Regions from separate parts of the Mus musculus genome. Here region 1 is linked to region 2. Evidence: chromatin loops called from intact Hi-C (ENCODE). Cell type or tissue: gastrocnemius. All regions are shown on one strand. Links, peaks and the distances in the headings refer to the core of each region. The heading gives the core; the rest is flanking DNA.

Evidence for each region. Hi-C counts contacts between places; a loop is a spot of excess contacts. Peaks named below come from ENCODE experiments on the same cell type or tissue, not always from the same donor. Only the 100,000 strongest peaks of a DNase experiment are listed, where the experiment ranks them.
Region 1: a loop joins it to region 2, with 2.6 times the contacts of the local background. A loop is called at or near these places in 2 of 42 quality-filtered maps.

The regions. Positions count from the first base shown.
Region 1 is chr11:77,867,458-77,877,517 of GRCm38, forward strand. No RefSeq gene overlaps it. Among named protein-coding and RNA genes, the nearest start is that of Gm29932, 12 kb to the right of the region's middle. In gastrocnemius, for the core only: no CTCF peak of the experiment used is centred there; DNase peaks (open chromatin) are centred at 4,212, 4,946 and 5,453.
Region 2 is chr11:77,961,582-77,971,641 of GRCm38, forward strand. It overlaps Sez6 (seizure related gene 6), which reads left to right. Exons shown (of 17, transcript NM_021286.4): 4 at 1,274-1,469; 5 at 7,321-7,506. Among named protein-coding and RNA genes, the nearest start is that of Phf12, 16 kb to the right of the region's middle. In gastrocnemius, for the core only: a CTCF peak has its summit at 5,760; DNase peaks (open chromatin) are centred at 4,594 and 5,754.

The sequences.
Region 1 (10,060 bases), core at 3,216-5,715, 95 kb before region 2:
CCTAAGATGGTTGTGATCCCACAAAACAAAGCCACTGGCCCTGTGCCCCAGGCCCGCCTCACAGCCACCCTGAGTCCGCTGTCAATCCTCCCTGCTAATTTCCAGCCTGCAGGAATACCCTGACTCCAGAATTAGAGGCAAGGGACCAAAGCCCTAGGGAAGTCCCCGCAGTGCCCAGACACATCAGCAGCAGGCAGTGACCCCCCAAACTGCTCCCTTTGTCCTCAAGTCCTCTTGGCAGATTATCCCAGTTGTCCTTCCCCCATCCCCCCCCCCCCCCCGTGCCTGGTGGCACAGACACTTAGCGATTTGCTCCTTAATTGTCCCCCAGCTAGGCTGCGCAGATGCCGCTCTTTAATCTCTCCTGATAAATGAATCGCGCCGCTCCTTTAATCATATGTTCATATCCAAGCCAATTTGAATCAATTTGGCAGGGAGCGTGTTGCAAGAGATGCCATGACTGCTGTTCTCCCCCCAGGGCCCCAGAGCCTGAAAGCTGCAGTCCTCACTTTCAGCAGAGAGCCCAGGAGGCCCATCTAGGAAGAGGAGTGCCTACCTGAAGTGAGGACTTTTTAAAGTCAGCCACCTCATTTGCTTCCCGCCCTCCAAGCAGGCTGTGTGGGAAGAGAAAACGGATTCCCAAAGGCCTCAGGAGTGGGAGGGACAGGGGATGAGTTCACAGCCAGCCTTGGTCACTGAATAAAGGGCCATCCCTGGGAGAAAGTGCTGTCTTAAATCTAACCTTAATCCCTCCTGTTCCCCTTTCATTTCCTCGGAGCCGGTTCTCAGGAACTTGGAACACTTTGTAGCCTCTTATATAGCAACACATGTCAGACCAGACTATGCTAATTTGTCCCCGCCTGGTACTCCCAGCTACCTCAACTGCTTTCATCTTCCCCTAGGCTATATCCTCTCTAAATCTTCCAGCGGAGGGGCACGCCTGATGATGGACGAGTTCTGCCCTTGGGGTAGCTTCTTTCCCATTGCCCCAGTTGGAATCCGGGCCAGTGAGAAAAATAGCAAAAGCAAACAGCTACTGACACCACAACCTGGGAAAGGGGCTGACTCTTCTGGCCTCGGTTTCCCCATTTGTAAAGTGAGGTGGTGTTGCTGGCACGAACCTTTGGTTGCTAAGTTGAGATTCTGTTGCTGCCGCCAAGGCACCCTTGGGTGGCACCCATGGAGTTGGTGAGACGGGTGCTGAGGAAGTTCATGGTCTGCCTGGGCTTGGCTTCCAGCCAGCGGCCTCTGACTTTCAGCCCCTCTTTCATTTCCTATTGGCCTCCCTTCCTGACTCTGTCAGGCCAGGTAGGCGCCCTGTCTTTCACTGTGAAACTGGGAAATCACTACCATTTATTCCGATTTTATTTGCAAGTTCACAGCCCTGATTTTAGAGCTCAGTAGCTTCTGGCTCCATCCCACACTTGGAGATTCTGCTCTTGTTGCTCCCAGAAACCACACACCTCCACAGGGTTTCTCTGTGTAGCTTTGGCTGTCCTGGAACTCACTCTGTAGACCAGGATAGCCTCGAACTCCCAGAGATCCACCTGCCTGTCTATGCCTCCCAGGTGCTGGAATTAAAGGCCTGAGCCACTGCTACCACCATCCAGCATCCAGCTTAAGCCATAGCTTTAGTAACAGGCTGTGTTAGCTATGTCTCAAGCAGTTGTCAGGGCCATGTGAATGGCATTCTCTCCTCTCTCTCTCTCTCTCTCTCTCTCTCTCTCTCTCTCTCTGTGTGTGTGTGTGTGTGTGTGTGTGTGTGTGTGTGTGAGACAGGGTCTCACTAACTGCCCTGAAACTCACTATGCAGACCAGGCTGGCCTCAAACTCATAGAGGTCCAGCTGCCTCTGCTTCCTGAGTGCTTTGATTCTGTCTCTTCCCAGATCAAATTGCAAGAGTGATCTGGAGTGATCTGGAGTCATGCCATGATGCTTAGCATTGCCCTTTTAATGATTTCAGATCAGGACCAAGGGAGCAGCTTCCCACCCCTTTAAGTCTTAGGGGGAGCTGAAGCAATGATGGACCTGGAGGCTGGGTGGTGCTTCCAAGATTATCACCTATTTGGTGAGGAGGTAACAATGGCTCCTACGCATTGAGTTACTGGGTCCCCAGCCCTCACACCTTGACTGACATAGTCTCTCCCAAGTCTGTTAAGTGTCATTGTCCTCTAAGGTAACTGAGGTTCCAGTGATGTCAGCAAGGTCCTCTGCTTGGATCCAGCAGCTGGCTGGGCATCTGGAACTATTCTAGGCTTGTCAGGATGCAGAAGAAGCAGGAAGGGGAGTGACCACTGTCATGGCCCCCTCCAACCCTTATGTGCTTAGTAGTCACCAGACCTGGCCTGAGGAAGAAAACACTTTTGGCAAATTCAGGAGAAAATGTCTTGTGCACATCCATGTTGCTCTTTAGAATTTTAGACCCCCCCTTCATGCATTATCACATTTGTGCTGTGCTCCCACTGCGCCAACAGTTTGAATAACAGTTCTGCACGGCTCAGAATGCATATTTTAAGCAATATTCACTTCATCTAATTTTGTGATGGTAAGACAGAACAATCCGGACCATTCTTGCGATTCGATCGGGGAAGAAAGAGATCCAAAGCAATAGCCATTTTGGAGCTAACAAGGATGCTAGATCTGTTTAGGAGGAATTTTACAGAGAAATTGGGTTTTCTGCAGTGTATGCTCCTCTGATGGGTCATATCCATAAGGGAGATCCCAGAGACGCTGTGTGCTTTGTGATTGAAGTTGGTGACACAAATCTCCCAGCAGAATACTTATATGTGCAGATAGAATTTGCTTTTGATATCAAAAGTCAGCTATGACAGTTTTATCAAAAAAAATGTTTTAAAGGATATTAAGTTTTGACACCGTTCAGGCAAATTATATTTGAGGTGACTTAAGAGTCAAAGAGTTTCCACATTTTAATAAATTTTATATGTTTTGTGCCAGATTTACCATCTGACTAGATTAGGGAGAAAAGCAAATGCATTGGGGGAAGAGAGGGCACTGAGGGGATTTCAAAGTAGGGAATAAAAATTTTTAAAGGGAGTTAAAAAAAAAAAAAAAAGAAATGCTGCTGTGTGGAAGATGTAGCCGGCAGCTTTTGAAACAGTAAGTCTTTAAAAGACAGGTCAACGACTGCAGCCAGACATATAAAATCATATGTGATGAAGAAGGTCCAGTGTCTCATTTTAACTAACACTGGGGCCTGGCACCATTTGCAGGTTGTCATCCTGGGGCAGAGTCTAGCCCCAGGGACTACTAGATCATGGAAAGCAACTGTGGGGGTGGCACTCTCTGACAGGTTTTGTGCCAGAAGGACAGGTCCTGTGAAGTGCCACCGTGGACCTTGGATACACATGTACTTAACCACCAAGCAGGTATCTGGGATCAGAAATGGGCCCCTGCTCACAAGGACCTGCTGAAATAAGCCAACAGAGCAGTGAGGCAGGTTGGGGCTGAGGATGTAGCTCAAGACTCTTGTCTAGCCTATGTAACACCTAGGTTCTATCCCCAGAGTGGAAGAAGGAAAGGGAAGTGGGAGGGAGACAGGGAGATGGTTTTATATTACATGTGACAACCTGCTGAGGTAGAGGATGCCTTTAATCCCAACCCTCAGGACATGGGCGGATGGGTCTTCGTGAGTTCAAGGCTAGCCTGGTCTATATAGAGAGTTCTAGGCCAGCTAAAGCTATATCATGAAAAGAAAATAAGTACACATGAGAATGCAGGTTAGTTAATAAATGAGGGAGTCAGGAGACATGAGTGTATGTGTACGACCTTGGGTTCTGTTCCTGGCAATGCCTATGGGAAGGAGCTGGAAGGGTGGTGAGCATCCGCAGTCCCAGGTACTAGGCCAAAACACGCTTTCCCTGTTCTCATCTCCACCTCTCTGTGTGTCTGTCTCTCTCTGCCTCTCTCCCTCTGTCTCTCTGTCTCTGTCTCTCTAGTGTGTGTGTGTGTGGGGGGGTGAGGCATCTGTTACTGTTAGCATGAAATTTGTATGTGATTTTGAAAGTCAATGCACACATGGACACTAACACCAAAGAGGGTCCCACACTGACCCACGTGGCTGACGAGAAGAATAGTTTTTCCTTAGTCTCCCCTGTATAGCTGTCAGCTGTGTAGGGTAGGTGGGGGTTGGGTAAGCCATGTGGCAAAGCTGCTTAAACACTGCTTGGCTCCTTGCTCAGGGAATGTCGCCCTTAAAGCAGCAGGCATCTGCTGGCAGGCCTGAGCGTGGAAGCTGGGAAAGAAACAGATTGGAGGGTGGAAGGGTGGGGAGGAGAAGAGATTCCAAACCTGTCTCTTCCATCAGCCTGGAGCCCTGCAGGTGATGGGTTTGGGTAAGGACATTCCTATTGATAAAGGGGTTGGAGATAAAATTGAGAAGGTCATATGATTATATATGCCATATATATATATATATATATACACACACGTATATGTATATATGCATACACACACACACACACACACACACACACACACACATATATATATATATATATATATATATATATATATATATATATATATATATGTGTGTGTATATAAATTTTCCTGTCTCTAAAGAGACACTGCTCACTGACCCAACTTCATACTGGTTAATAGATTTGTGTATCTAATGTCTGTTTTATCCTCTTGAGGAAAAGGAAAAAGCGTTGTTGTCAAATCAAGAGGCCAGGGAGTTTTTCCTAGGAAATAGGAAGGTTTGGGTACAGAAAAGGCCATCAGGACTTCAGTCATACCAGAAGTTCTGGGAAGGACAGTGGGTCCCCCAGGGCCCAGAGTGCAATCTCCATGTGCCTCCCCACCCCCACCCCTGGCTCTCCAGTAGAAATCAGCTACAAATCTCAGCTTGTTGGGAACAGATGGCCTTGGCTGACGAATAAGCCACCGCAGGCTGCCCCACCTGTTCTGGAGCTGGAATAATCAGCTCGAGACAAACATCGATGCTGAAATAACTCATGGCAGCGGGCGATGCGCAGGCACGGATTCCAACACTCCTAGAAGCAGACCCTCCCCAGCCCTCCCCGCTCCCCAGCCCCTGGTGGCCATCAGGAAAAGTAATGGAGCAGAGAAGATGATTGAGGCCCAAATGGAGCAAGATTGGCAGGGTGGAGGGCAGGGCTGAGTTCGATGACAGGGCGAGACTCCCCCAATCAGGGTGAAGAATTATGTCTCCGGGGTCCTTGGAGAAGGTGCAGAGGGTCGGTGAACGGATGGCTTGGCAAGGCTGAAGAGACTCGATCCGTACAGGGCGGGAGAGACCCGAGATGCTGAGTTTTGTTTCATTAAAGGAGTGCTGTGCAAAGAGAACCTAGCTAGGAGAGTGACTCTCAGCTCACAGCAACAACCACAGACCTTCTCCCAGGCTGCTGGTGGGGGTGCCTGGTGCCCCAAATTCCCTCCAGTTGCTCTCAGCTTCCCCTCACCTCCTTGATGACATCAGCAGGGCTAGTGTCCCCTGCCTGGTGGAGGCAGATGAGCCCAGGGAGACTTGCTGAGTCAATAGGGGTCAGGCTTCCTAGAGAGAGCGAGCAAAGCTTCAAGCAGTGACTTTCTGATACAGAGCCTGGGGCTTCTGAGCCCCTAGGGCAGCGGTTCCCAGGCTGTGAGTCACACATTAGATATCCTGCATATCAGATATTTACCTTATAATTCATAACAGTAGGAAAATTAGTCGTGAGGTAGTGACAAAAATAATTTTATGGTTGGGGGTCACCAAAGCATGAGGAACTGTATTAAAGGGTTCCAGCATTAGGAAGGCTGAGAGCCACTGCTGTAGAGGATGGTAGGTACAAAAGGAGAAGAGGGAGGGGTAGGAGGAGGGGGAGAGGAGGAGGAAGAGGAAGCAGCCTGATGGTGACTCTGCAGCCCTAGTTTCATCCCTAAATGCCAAGTTTCTGTGCCCATGTAGCCTGAGTCCGCAGACATTAGAGGACGTCCTGTATGGATTGAGTCTTCCCTTGTTATGTAGGATCATGGAAAACCCCTTCTAGAAGCCAGTTCTGTTCTCAAAGGGGCACTGGGTCCCTGCTTCCCTAAGTTCTGGTTCCACCGAGTGTCACCGAGCTGCCACCATTTCTGTTTGTGAATAAAAGTAAAAAGTGTAATAAAATGACTTTTTTTTTTTTAACCCTTAGAGCCTCAACAAAGATCAACAGTGAGCTGTGCCCCACCTGCCCACTTCCCCTGCCAGTTGATGGCAGATCTGAAGGTTCATCAGGAAACGCTTTTGTATTGATCCCCCATAGAAAAGAAAATGGCTCTTAAAAAAGGCATAATCACAATACTTTTATCACACTTGAAAACAAATTGATAGTTTTTTACTATCAAATATTTGGCCCATGCTTAAATTTTCCCGATGTTATTACATAGTTTTTACTTCACATATATTTATACACATGTTTTATATAAAACAGATATCAGGCCTGTAACTCTGAGTACTCAGGAAGCCAAGGAAGGAAAATCATAAGTTCAAGGCCAGCCTAGGCAATTTAGTCTCTGCCCAAAAGTCAAAAGAAAAGAGGGCTGGGGCTGAGGAAATGGCTCAGTGGGTGAATCTCTTGTTTGTAAGCCAAAGACCTGAGTTCAGATCCCCAGATCCCATGTAAAAGCTGGACTCATAGCACAGTGCTCTAGCAACAATCCCAGGAGGCTCTCTGGCCAGCTAGCCTGGAGTACTTCACAGTGGTGAAGAAGGTGAGGACAGATAGCCAAGGCCTTCTGACTTCTGCACATGGCAAGCTTGCACCCACATTTATCCACATTTGTATGCATGCACACATGATAAAAATAGTAGAGCCGGGCGTGGTGGCACACGCCTTTAACCCCAGCACTCGGGAGGCAGGGGCAGGCGGATTTCTGAGTTCGAGGCCAGCCTGGTCCACAAAGTGAGTTCCAGGACAGCCAGGGCTATACAGAGAAACCCTGTCTCGAAAAAAAAAAAAATAGTAAGAGTGGGGTACGGCTCAACTGTATATCATTTGACTAGCGTGTGTAGGACCCTAAGTCCAATCCCTAGTATTAAAAAATGAAAAGGTTGGTTTGTTTCAAAACAAGACTCAAATTGGATTAAAGGACTTATAAAAAATAAATTAAAAAAAGGTTGTGTTCACAGCCTTGTCTCTGGGGGATTCTGATTTAAATGGTCTTGGGTGTCGCCCCGGCGTCATATCTTTAAAAACCTCTCCAAGTGGTTTTCATGTGCAACCAGGTTTGCACATGCCCTGGGAGAAATGCCCTGCCCTCTCAGCACTCGGAGGTTCCTGCAAGATCCTCCCATCCAGACTGTTCAATACATCTATCTCCCAGGCTTCAGCCAGCAGAGCCAGCAGCTCCAAGGGTTGCCAGCATGAACACACTGGCTGGGAGGGTACACAGCTCCTCGGGTGCCTCAGGTGTGCTGGAGGAACAGGTGTGGCTCCTCTGCAAATTCACACACTGTGCTCATGCTCCCTGCTATGCCCAGTGCTGGTTCTTGCAGATTCCCCCTCCCCACCTTCTTTTGAGCAAATAGCAAAATTCCTGCCTCAGGAAAAAGTGAGAACTTCCCCGGGGGCTATACTCATTCGGCTGTTCAAGTGCCTGCCGGCAGGGCAGTGCTGGAGCTGAGCGAAGGCCTACTGGGAGTTTGGCAGCTGATGGAAGACAAGAGAGGGGATTGATCAGGATTTGAACCCAGCACATTTCAGAGAATCTATGAAATGGCTCTGTCTTAAGATGCTGGCCACAGGATCAACTTAAAGAAGTATGCTCTGGTCTGTAAGTGCCCTGTCTCAGCTTGGAGCTGGCCTTGAACTTCCCCCTGCACCTCCCTACCATCTTTCCCTCCTGCGTCCCCCACTCCATGCCTCACTGGATGTTGGTGAAACAAATCTAGCCTAAAATAATGAGCAATCAGCTACCCTGATGCTCATTTTAGGGGCAGGCTGGGCAGGGCTGAGGGAAGGGGTAGGGAGCTGAATCATTTATAAAGCTTAATAAAGATGCAGATGAGCGGTGCTGAGTAGGAACCCCAGAGCTGGGCTTATTCATTATTCAAAGTTATGCAAATGCCACCGGGTCCTGTGTGATAGAATTCTGCCCCTCGCCCCTCCCCCATTCCCACCCCCACCCCAGCCGACTGATCCAACCCACCCTGTGTTTCCCTTCCTGCACTTAACAACCCATTTCCAATCCTGCAGGTTTACAGGGATCCTAGATTGCCCTCAGACCAGGAGTTTTCCAGAGGAATTGCCACATGCCCCAGTCTTTAGGTGGCTTCTCGAGGCCCAAGGATACCCATGCCCAAGATACCCCCAGAGCGAGCTCTAACATTGCTCTGTCCATGTCTTAATATCTCACATTTCTTTCTAATGGGATCGATTTCCTGAAGTCGAATCTAAATCCCTCTTGCTGCATAGAATGTCCAATAGAGAACTAACCGGATTCTCTTTAACCGCTCTCCCTGAGAAGGGAAATAAACGCAGGCCTGCCTGGAGTCATTTTCCAGCCAGAGTCTCCAGGCCAGCTCCTCAGGTTGCCCTGTTTTAGCTTTCCAGGCATTTGAGCGTCTTCCAGGTTGGATTCACACACCTTAAACTCTCAAGCATGTTCGGGAATACCAAACTTTGCAAGAGTTGAAGCAGTACTGACCACACTGCATCTCTCCCCTTTGCCTCACAATGCAGTCAGATCACTGAGGCCTCTCTGCGCCCACTCTGCGTCAGTCTTTCCCCACCAAGACCTCATTTGTCAATTTGGTGAGGCTGAGAGATGAAGAATTGGGTCAGAGTGGGGAGCGGCATCGATTGCCGCGGCTCCCCCTCCTTTTCTGGCCTGGCTCTCCTCCCTGCATAGCCCCAGTCTATTTTTAGCCTGCCTCTGTTTTCCTCAGTCTGGTTGGCAACCACTCCGGCCTCTTTCTCTTCATTGCCCTTATCTCTCCCTTGCAGCCTGTGCAGACCCCACCTGCCCCTCCTGAGGACTCCTACTGCCTCACAATTGCTTCTGATTTTCTTCCATCTTGAAGATATGTAGGGGCTGCCCGCGAGGGGATGCCTGGCCGCGCTCAGGCAAACGGAGAGCAATGAGATGATGCTGTTTGGGCAAATCCTCTGCTCTTACAGAGGCCCTCTCATTGTCCTCCAACCTCTCCCGGCGCGGCGCGGTGTCTTCTGCCTCCCTGAGCACTCAGACGTCTTCCTGTGACACCTCCCTTGTGATCCCATCCAACCACAACTGAGAAAAGCTCCCTTCCTCCCACCGGTACACACTGGGCCTTGGGCTCTGGCTTTGTGGGTGCACGCTCCTGGAAGCCCCGTGGCCCTTTGGTCTGCGAGTTCTCAGTCTCTCTCCCTGACCCCTGCTTTACCCCATTATCCCTTCACACCAGCTCCGCCCACTCCTACTGCTCGGCCACTCACAGTTGTAGCTTACATGGGGACTCTTGTAAAGGCCTAAGCCTGCTCGGGCAGGGTTTGGTAGCGTCCCCCAGTTGTCTTTTCTCTGCTTCTGCAAGACATCGGTCTCCCCTTTTGGCTGTCACTGACAGACTGAATAAAGCTGGATATTTTGGAAGGGGAGCTGCAGCTGGCTGGGGGAGGAGGATGGCGCATCGGGAGGCGCAGAGGAAATAGAAGGCAGGCAGTGGGCCCGGAGCAGGAGGATGGCTCCTTAGCCCTGGCTCATGCTAGCTTTGTCAGCATGAGAGTTGCTGAACTCACATGCAGGATGCAGGCCCTTCTCAGCATCTGGTCTATCTGACACCCCCCCACCACACGCCACTTGCTTTGTGGCTCATTCCTTTTCTTTTTCAACCAAGACCAGGCTGGCCTCAAGCTCATCCTTGAACTGTTATGCTTGGCTACATAAGGATGAACTGTTCCACCTCCTCCTGTTTCCATCTCTTAAGTACTAAGATTACAGGTGTGTACCATGCCTGTTTTAAGGGGTGCTGGAGTTCTGAACCTGGGGCTTCATGCATACTAGGTAGACAACTCTAGCAAACGAGTCACATTGCCTCTGCACTTCATATCGTTCTTTAATAGACACCAGTGCAAGGCGT
Region 2 (10,060 bases), core at 4,457-6,956:
TCCAACCCTGGTTCTGGTTTCCCCAGTAGCCCCTCTATGATGTAGATGCTGCTGGTGTAGAGGCTACATTTTGAGCAGCAAAGCTCTGCCGGGCATGGTGGCACATACTGTAATTCCAGCACTCAAGAGACTGAGGCAGGAGAATCACAAATTTGAGACTAGCCTGGGCCACATAATGAGATTCTATTAAAAAAATAATAAATATAATGAAACCTAAATACTGTCCTTGCCTAGGAATGCAGGGTGGAGATGAGCCCCTGTTTCTAGGCTCTCAATCTGGAGCTCTATCAGCCAACAGCATCGTCTCTGTGGTCAGAATCGTTGTCTGACCTTTGAAGGGAAGTATGCTCAGGGTCTAAGGGTCTCAGGAACAGGATGGTAGCAAAGGGGCCTCTGACAACCAAAAGAAGTGACCAGAGCACTTATGATGACACAAGACAAGGCCAAGCTGATGGGCCGGCAGGGACCTTGTTTGCCAGGACCTGTAGAGCCAGTCAGAGAGTCTGGAATAGAACCACAGGCTACAGACTCACTGGAGAAATACTGGGTGATTTAAACAAGAATCCCTGTGATGTGCGGCGGGGACTGAGACTATTGATGGCTTCAGTTCAGAAAATATTGATGGGAAGGGAGGAGTGGGTTAAAGCCTCCAGGCGGGGAGGCTGTCGAGGAGGTCGCTTGGGTGATCTAGGTGAGCAATAATCGTGATGAGAAAGGAAGTGGCAGCCACGAGGAAGGCGACCGAACGGATCTGCAGTCCAGATGACCGAGTGGGTGCAGGGCATGAGGGGAGAGGCAAGGCGTGGGTGCCCAGGTAGTGAGTGAGATTATTGTCAGCAGCTTGGGGATCTGCTGGCTGGGGGAAGACGTGGTTCATAGTGAGGCAGGCTGGGCGTGAGGGGGATGTGCATCATATATCGGGAATGTCCAGGGGAAGCTGGGTACGTGGGTCTGGTATTTAGGCCCTCATGTACCATCAAATCTACAAACGAGAAAACAGACCCCAGAGAAGGAAACCATAGAAAGCCAACAGGGAGTTCTGCTCATAATCTCCGTGTGAACTTGGGTAACATGCTTAATATTCTTCTAACCAACCGTTGGGCCCCATCTCATACTTACGAGGAGGCAAGATGGGCTCTTCCTGTGTGAAGTGCCTAGTTTGGGGACTGTAGTATGCTATACAGTGTGTGACACTGCTGGAGTCACGGGCCAGCAGGGCTCAGGTACAAGAAGTCCTGATAGCACCGCTCTGTTCTCTCCCATCCACATGCAGGTGGAGAACATCAGCCTTCAGGAAGGGGAGACCATCACCGTGGAGGGCCTGGGGGGCCCCGATCCACTGCCCTTGGCTAACCAGTCGTTCCTGCTGAGGGGCCAGGTCATCCGCAGCCCCACCCACCAAGCAGCCCTGAGGTTCCAGAGCCTCCCGCTACCCGCTGGGCCTGGCACTTTCCATTTCCGCTACCAAGGTAAGGCCCGAGCAACTGAGAGAGGAGCCAGCCATGACTGGCTACTCTCCTGGGTGGCTTTGATGTCCTCACAGTCTGGGTCAGTGAGGAGCTGAAGGGACTTGACAATGACCATCTGGAGGTCTTTAGCGAAGCAGACTGGCTTTGCTTGCCCACCTGGGATCCAGCCCATGCCCCGCATGGCAAGTGGGGATGCCGCGGGAAAGGGGCAGGGCGTGATCAAATGGGCCATACTCTGAGGAGGTGAGTGGGCTTCTTGCTACCTGAACAGGTCTTGACATTGAACAGGTCATTTGGCTTCTCTGATTTTTTTCCTTTTATTTATTTTTAGTATACTAGTACTAAAAAAAATTAAGTTTTAATTTTTAAAATTTTGTGGATTTAGTGCACTTATTTGTTTTGTGTGAGGGCAACTTGTGGGAATCGGAGAGCTCCTTCTACCCTGTGGTCATCAGGCTTGGTGGCAGGTGCCTTTACATCTGGCCATCTTTCTGGCCCTCCTTTTTACCTTTTTTTTTTTTTTTTTGATTTTTTTTTTCTTTTTCGAGACAGGGTTTCTCTGTAGCCCTGACTGTCCTGGAACTCACTCTGCAGACTAGGCTGGCCTCGAACTCAGAAATCCACGTGCCTCTGCCTCCCAAGTGCTGGGATTAAAGGCCTGAGCTACCACTGCCTGGCTCCTTTTTACTTTTAATAAATAAGATAATTTCATGTTATATTGAGAATTAAGACTGATCCATTCATTACTGGTAAAATTTTAGAAATATTTTCTGTAAAATGTTTATTTATTTATTTATTCATTTATGCTGGGCACAGTGGCACACAGAGGCTGAGGGAGGCAGATCTGTATGTCTTTGAGGTCAACATGGTCTACACAGTGAGTTCCAAGCCAGCTAGGTCTATGCAGTGAGACTCTGTCTCAAAAAAAAAAAAAAAAAAAAAAAGCAAAAGCAAGCATATTTGATTGGGGGTTGGGATTTAGCTCAGTGGTAGAGCGCTTGCCTAGCAAGCGCAAGAACCTGGGTTCGGTCCTCAGCTCTGGAAAAAAAAAAAAAAAAGACAAAATAACAAAAAGACCAAAAAGACCAAAAAAAAAAACAAGGAAAAAAATTTGATTGGCAATTAATCTACTGTAATATTGCTATAAATACAGTCAAGTGTCCAACTTCACCACAATTTTTATTCATTTTGAAAGCATTTAAAACTATAGAAAAGTACAAAAATAAGACAGGCTGTCCACACACCACAGTTCAGAATAAGCCGGCATCTTTACAATCTTCACATATTATTTGTAGTCTTTAGCAAATACTTCAAAGGCATACCCTCCACACAAATACATAGACATACAGACACACACACACACAAACACACACACACACACACACACACACACACACACACACACACACACACGATGGCCCAGGACAACTTGGCATGAAGTGTTTTCTTTTTTTACCATGTAGGTTCAGGGGTTGATCTCGGGTCCTCAGCCTTGGCAGTCGACACCTTCACCGATGAATCATCTCACAGCCCTTATCTTACACCATAGCTCAGGCCGACCTCAAACTCACCACAGCACTAGGGCCTCGGCCTCCTGGGTGTAAGGATTACAGGCCCCAGCTACCATGCTGGCTAGAAACGCCACTCTTCCTTCTCTGCTCCTCTGTAGTCGCTGCCTGACCCTCCCTTTCCTACTGGGAAGGCTAAACCATCTATGCTTCAAAGTTAGTTACCGTTTGAGTAAAGCAAAAAGGTGCTTAGCATGCCCTCCACTACGGAAACCAGCATTACTCGGCTTGCAGGATGCATGCGGAGCGAGGCGAAGCTGGAGCTTCCTCATAGGGTTCCTTCTTGCCCACCCCTTCCCTGGGCTGGAAGTCTGTTCCGTCCTTTGCACAGGTTAACTTTAATTCAGACCCCCCCACCCCCCCTCGCGCACGTGCTAACAGGGGGATAATTGGTAAGAACAATCAAGACATTGTCTTGCGCTGGCATAGACCACTTCTGCAGCTCTGTAGGGGGGAAGAATTGATGGGGGGGGGGGGGCAGGCATCCTGGAGCTAGGAATGCTCTGACCCTGTCTCTTCATCTTGTCAAGGCTTTGCCATCCAAACTGGGGGGAGCAGCCTCTGTCAGCAGGGACCTTAATGCTGGGCAGAGGTTGTCCAGGCCCTCAGCAGTGGTAGGTCCCCACCCTGGCAGGGATGACCATCTGGGCGGCCCCTCCAGCCTCCCTAATGGCTCATCAATCCTCCTCAGCAGCAGGCATAATTTCATGCCACAGTAACCTTTTCTCTTGCTGCAAATTCCTTTGCACAAAACTCCAGTTCCCTCTTTGTGCTTCCAGACAAAAGTGGGAGAACACAACAGGGCCGGAGGCCTAGCAGGGGGAGCAGAGTCCTAGGAGAGCCTAGGGGAGCTGGCCCACTCCTGCTCTTTGTCCCAGCGGCCCTCCCTCCTCTGCCCAGTTTTTGTCAATGATCAGCTCTTTCCTTAATGAGTGTAATTCCCCTAATTATAGACTGTAATTAGCCCTGATCCCAGAGATGGGAACAGGAGGAGCGTGTGCTCACGGGCATTTCTCGTGGGCTGGAGAAAGAGGGTGCCAGGAGAGTGAGGGAGGGCCTGGGAACACACGCCTGCACCTGTGCAGGCAGGCGCTGTCCAAGCTGATGAAGGAGAGGGCACAGTCGTGAGCTTCCACACAGGCCTGTGGCTGGATAGATTCCTCTGGCCGGGTCCCAGTCCCCTAGTCCGGGTGGAGAGTCAGAGTGCCGGGGAGGCCCCTCCCTCCTGCATCCAAGCATTCCTGGCACTGGAGTTGGCTCCGAAACAGCCGCCAGCAAGAAAATAACTCAACAGATTGTGGTGGTGCAGACTCCCTGGGAACGGTTGGTTGTCATGGCAATAGGAAGCTCATCTTGGGAAGTGGCACTTACCCACGATGGAGTCTGGGGGTGCCTCTCGATGCTACCAGCCCCCTGCTTTCACATGATTCCAGCCCACTCCCTCCCCAGGTTGTGCTGGGACTCACGGGGAAGATGAGAGCGCAGGTGCTGGGTCTGACACCTGGCCTATGGCTCCCAGGGAGTCAGCTCCTCCTCATCCCCAGGCTGGGTGCAGTCCTCCCTATCCTCCCCGAGGGAGAATCAGTGACTTGCTGGACCAGCTCCAAGGCCAGCCTGGACTGTCACTCTCAGGTGTCTCTGACTCCACCGGCCAGGATCCCATATTAACTGGGGCCAGGTAGGAAGCAAAGGACCTCGAGAGGCAGGCAGGTACTCCAATCCCTACCCTACCACACTTCTACAGTATGACAAGGGTCAGAAGCCCTCTGACCCTCAGTCTCTCCCAACCTCAGCTTTCTTTATCTTTAAAATGGGTCAATAGCCCCTACCCTACCTTCTTTCTTCCGCGTGTATGATGGGTACTAGGCGAGAAGGGGCTCTTTAGAAACTAGACAGCACAGCAAATGTAAGAAGCTGTTCCTACTCGCAACGGCAAACATTAACAACCAGCTTTGGGGGAAACGGGGCAGAGGTAGGTGTGTGCGTTGTGCAGGCACTGCACATATGGCCTCCCGCTTAACCTCCCCAGCGCTGCAGGCAGTGCTCTAAATCACCGGTTAAACAAAGAAACCATCGAGGCATGGAGCAAAGAAGTAACCTGCCCAAGGTGGCAGTGTAGGAAGTAACGGGCAGAGTCTGCATTTAAACCCAGGGAGTCTGACCCCAGAATCCATCTCCTAAGCACTGCCCTCTCCACTGGCCAGTCACAACTAGCCTTTTATTGGTCAAGCCCTCAAAACTCTCTTCTTGTTTTCACATAGCAACTAAGTATATGACAGGTGGGGAAGGCCTCAAAACTGAGTCACAGTCAACTCAAGCTTTGGTAGCTCATCTGCCCAAAGGCAGCCCCTTTGTCTGTTCATATAAAGGCACAGAGCAGGGGAACACCAGGGCCAAAAAGGGGGAGTGGGTGCGCAGGGGAGTGGGGGTGGGTGGATATGGAGGACTTTTGGTATAGCATTGGAAATGTAAATGAGCTAAATTCCTAATAAAAAATGGAAAAAAAAAAAAGAGTTGTAAGACAAGAAAAAAAAAAAAAATAAAGGCACAGAGGCACAGTCAAGCCTTCCTTTTTACTTTTCTCCTTGTCTGCTCCAGGCATTCTACCTCTTAGACCCAAGCCAGACTCCCTCTTTATAAGCTATTCCTGGGCTTTAGCCTAAGGGTTGGGGTTTACCAGACAATTTTATGGGATTTGCTGCCCCTGTGTGGTCATAAATGGTACGACAACTCCCAAAGCAACCAGAGTGGCCAATCCCACCTCCAATTTCCAAGAAAGTGAGTGTGACTTTCTCACATCCGTCCCACTGTCCCAAAGTCGTTTGCAGGGCTGGAGAGATGGCTCAGTGGTTAAGAGCAGTGACTGCTCTTGCAGAGGTCCCGAGTTCAATTCCCAGCAACCACATGGTGGCTCACAACCATCTGTAATGGGACCCAATACCCTCTTCTCGTGTGTTCTACTCATATACATAAAATAAATAATCCTTTAAAAAAAAAGTCGCTTGCTGACCTGCTGATCATGTTTCTTAGTACTTAGTACTTCTTAGAAGCTACCCTAATAAAGCCTCACCAGCGTGACTGCCTAAACGTGAGCTGAACAAAACAACTGTAGATATGCCAAAGTACCCGGCAAAGACCACTAAGAGGGACCTACTAAGGGATGCTGAGATCCGGAGAAACAGTCTTCCCCATGGAAGACACACAGCAGTCGGTTATCCAATAGCAAATGGTCAGCCCTGCAAACACACATACCCGTCACATTATACAGACTGGGCAGGTCACGCTTAAGAACATATATGTATATACCTATACATATATTATTACATGTTAAGGTTAATGAAAAAAGAGGCCATACATTTGAAAATGAGTAAGGAAAGGGTATGTGGGAGGGCTCGGGTGGAGGAAAAGAGAGAAATGATGCCATTACATTATCATTTCAAAGATAGGAAAAAATAAAAACAAAGAGGCCTTTACTGTTGCCATCCGTCAAGGTTTGTCAGGTTTCATGGGGAGGACTGAGGACATCTTTGCTGCCTGATTTCAGTCTCTTCTTCTGAAACTCACGTCTGCTTCTTACAGGAAAAGTGACGTCTACAAGTCCTCCATAATGTTTTTCTTTTAGTGCCAAGGCTCAAACATGAGGGAACAAGCTACCACTGAGCTGTTATGTGTACACCCAAACTTCTAGATTTGTCATCATTTGGGTGCCAGAGGTCTAGCAGCTCCTGTATGGTTTCAGTTTAGCTATTTGGTTGTTTTTGAGACCTGGTCAAACTACATGGCTCAGGCTGACCTTGAACTCGGGACCCTCTGGTCTCAATCCCAGAGATTTCAGGTTCACAAGCATTTCCAGCCTCACTTAAGAAGTAAGGGGACAGCTTGTGTAGTGCGCTCTTAATCCCAGCACATGGGAGGAAGAGGCAGGTGGATCTGAGTCCTGAGCAGCCTGATCTGCAGGTCTGAGTTCCAGGACAGCCAGAGCTAGAGTCAGTAGCAGCACTCAGGAGTTGGACGGGGGAGGCAGGTAAGAAAACACCTAGAGAAAGCTTAAGTGTTACTGGGCTTGGGTAGGAACCTCTGTCTTCGAGCTTCCAGGTCTCTTGTTCCGATAACCAACCCCCACTTCTACAAGGGAACAAATGAGATGCCTCCGTGGGACTTCCAATGCATCTTCTGAGCCCAAAGGCACCTGGAGCAGGCTGTGCAGGCACCCCCTCCTCTCCCCCTCCCCCTCCTCTCCCCCTCCCCCTCCTTCCTCATTGTCACCCATTCTCTCTTCACAGCCTATCTCCTGAGCTGCCACTTTCCCCGACGTCCAGCGTATGGAGATGTGACTGTCACCAGTCTCCACCCAGGAGGCAGCGCCCACTTCCATTGTGCCACTGGCTACCAGCTCAAGGGTGCCAGGTTCCTCACCTGTCTCAATGCCACCCAGCCCTTTTGGGATTCCCAAGAGCCTGTTTGCATTGGTGAGTGGGTCCCCACAAGGAAGGCTCAATGTCAAACAGAGGAGCAAAGTGTGTGTGTGTGTGAGGGGGTCATTCTCTGATCTCCATTGCTGTCTGGAAGTTCAATTATTTCCTGTAAGAAAGACAGAAGATGGTCGCGCATCTTGGTATTGAGCCAACCTACATTTATTACCTGGGCATTATATGTGAGCATCACAGGTCGAGTTCAGAGTTGGTTTTCAACGTTGCATGGGTAACATGAATGCATGAATGTGGCAAGAAAGCAGAGCCCATCAGGGATGATTCTCGCCTTGGCAGACCGCTGGCCACAGGGCCCTCAGACACCTTCTGCAGTAGCTCTCTATGTACTACTACACCACCATTCCTTGACTGACTGCTAAAGAATGCTCAACACTGACCCCTCTGGCCTGGTCCCACCTTTTCTTCCCCGAGAAAGGCTGAGCTGCTTGTCTGGGCCCAGCAGTGAGGGTTTCTGGGCCACGTGACCACAGAGTTCATAGAAGGTAAGAGAAGGTAAGAAGAGGCAGGAGTCACACTTGGCTTATGCCCTGAGAACCCCACAGTTTCAGGAAAGGGGGGAAGAAGAAGCGTAGAGATGCTGGAGAGATGGTTCCGTGGCTAAGAGTACATGCTGTTCTTGAAGAGGACCTGAAATCTATTCCCAACACACACTCCAGCAGCGCTCAATTGCTGAACTCCAGTTCGAGGGTCCAATGCCCCCTTCTGGCCTCCTTGGGGGAGCCAGCAGTGGTTGTCTGAAGGCTGAGAGGCCATTGCACTGACATGTAAAAGTACACATTCATATACATGTAACTTTAAAAAAAAAAGAATTATTTATTGTATGCATATGAGTATACTGCTGCTGCTTTTAGATACACCAGAAGAGGGCACCAGATCCCATTACAGATGGCTGTGAGTCACCATGTGGTTGCTGGGAATTGAACTCAGGTCCTCTGGAAGAGCAGTCAGTGCTCTTAACCACTGGGTGATCTCCCCAGCCCTACATGTAACTTTTAAAAGAATAAACTAGAGCATAGGTTACTAATTCTGAAACAGGGGGTAAAAGGTACCAAGGAACAGTCATAAAGTGGCTGGTGTGATGGTCACAACGCAATCCCAGCCCCTGAGAGACTGAGGCACGAAGGTCTGAGTTCTAGGCCAGCATGAGCTCCATAGCCGGACCTTGCCAAAGGGTGAAGGTTGAAGTGACCTGGGGAAAAAGCAGCCATCCCTTCCCAGTTGGTAAGGAGGTAGCACTGAAGGTTCGATCTTTCCATGCAAGGAACAAGCTAAGCAACGATAGAGGGACAAGAAGGGGAGGGTGTTGGAGGCATCGGGGACAGCCAGGTGAGCAAACAGTGGGAAGGACCTGCAGTGTCAGGTCAAGACACGAGGTACACAATGTTGAGGCTTTTGAGGAGAAAGGGCAAGAGGTCAGAACTGCTCCTTGGGGGGAGCCAGCAGTGGTTGTCTGAAGGCTGAGAGGCCATCCTGGATAGAGGATTTGATCTGGGGCAGTGACTTTGGGAATGGAGAGGAGGGAACGGATGAGAGAACAGGAACCTGAGTTCTGGTCCCTGGAGATGAAAAGATCCAAGATGGCTACAAACCCAGAGGCTTGTGGAGGAAGTGTTGGGTTTGCCGCATGACAGACAGCTTTGGCTTCTCGTCCTCTTGGAATAGAAGAGACTTTGGCTTTTGAGCCTTATTTCCTTTTATATTTTTCCTAGTGCTGGTCAGAGACCTTAGATAGACATGCCCTCTTGCCTCAAAGGAGCACCATCTAGCGGGGAGGCTGGAAAGTGGCTTAGTGTAGCCAACACTGGCGTGGGGTGGCCTCAGTGTGGCAGGCATATGGGCCAGCCAGAGAGCTCAGTTCCACACTGAGGAGACCTGGGTGGCTTCCCACAGACATGACCGGGAGCAAGTCCAGAAACGTTAGCTCAGGGCAGTTTGGTGGAGTCTGTGTGGGAGCATGCAGAAACAGCATGATACACAGTGAGTATGCCTGAAGGCTTCAGGAAGGGAAGATGGAAAATCAATAGAGAGAACTCAGGTCGTAATGGGCTTGAGCTTCATCTCAAGAGCAATAGAGAACCACTGGGTGATTCCAAGTCAAAGATGGCATGGGGTTCTGTTTGGAGGCCAGCTCTATGCTGAGATCAAGTAGAAAGTTAGCTTGCTCTTCCATAGCGAGTGAGAGACAAAGCTTATCCTAGACCCTGAGATCCAGATTCTACTCTGTTGTCATCTGGAGCCTTTGGGGCAACGGTGTTCTGTGTGGGCCATGGTAGTCTGGCCTCTGAGAGAAGAACTGTGTGCATCTGAGAATAACAAGAGCTGCCTGGAACCCAGCTTCCTGCTTCAGGTCCTTTCCCGGCCCCATTCACCTTCTATGAATTCCAGAAACCCTCACTGTTGGGCCCAGACAAGCAGCTCAGCCTTTCTTGGGGAAGAAAAAGCGGGACCAGGCCAGAGGGGTCAGTGTTGAGCATTCCTTAGCAGTCAGTCAAGGAATGGTGGCTTAGTAGTGTTATAGAGAGCTACTGCAGAA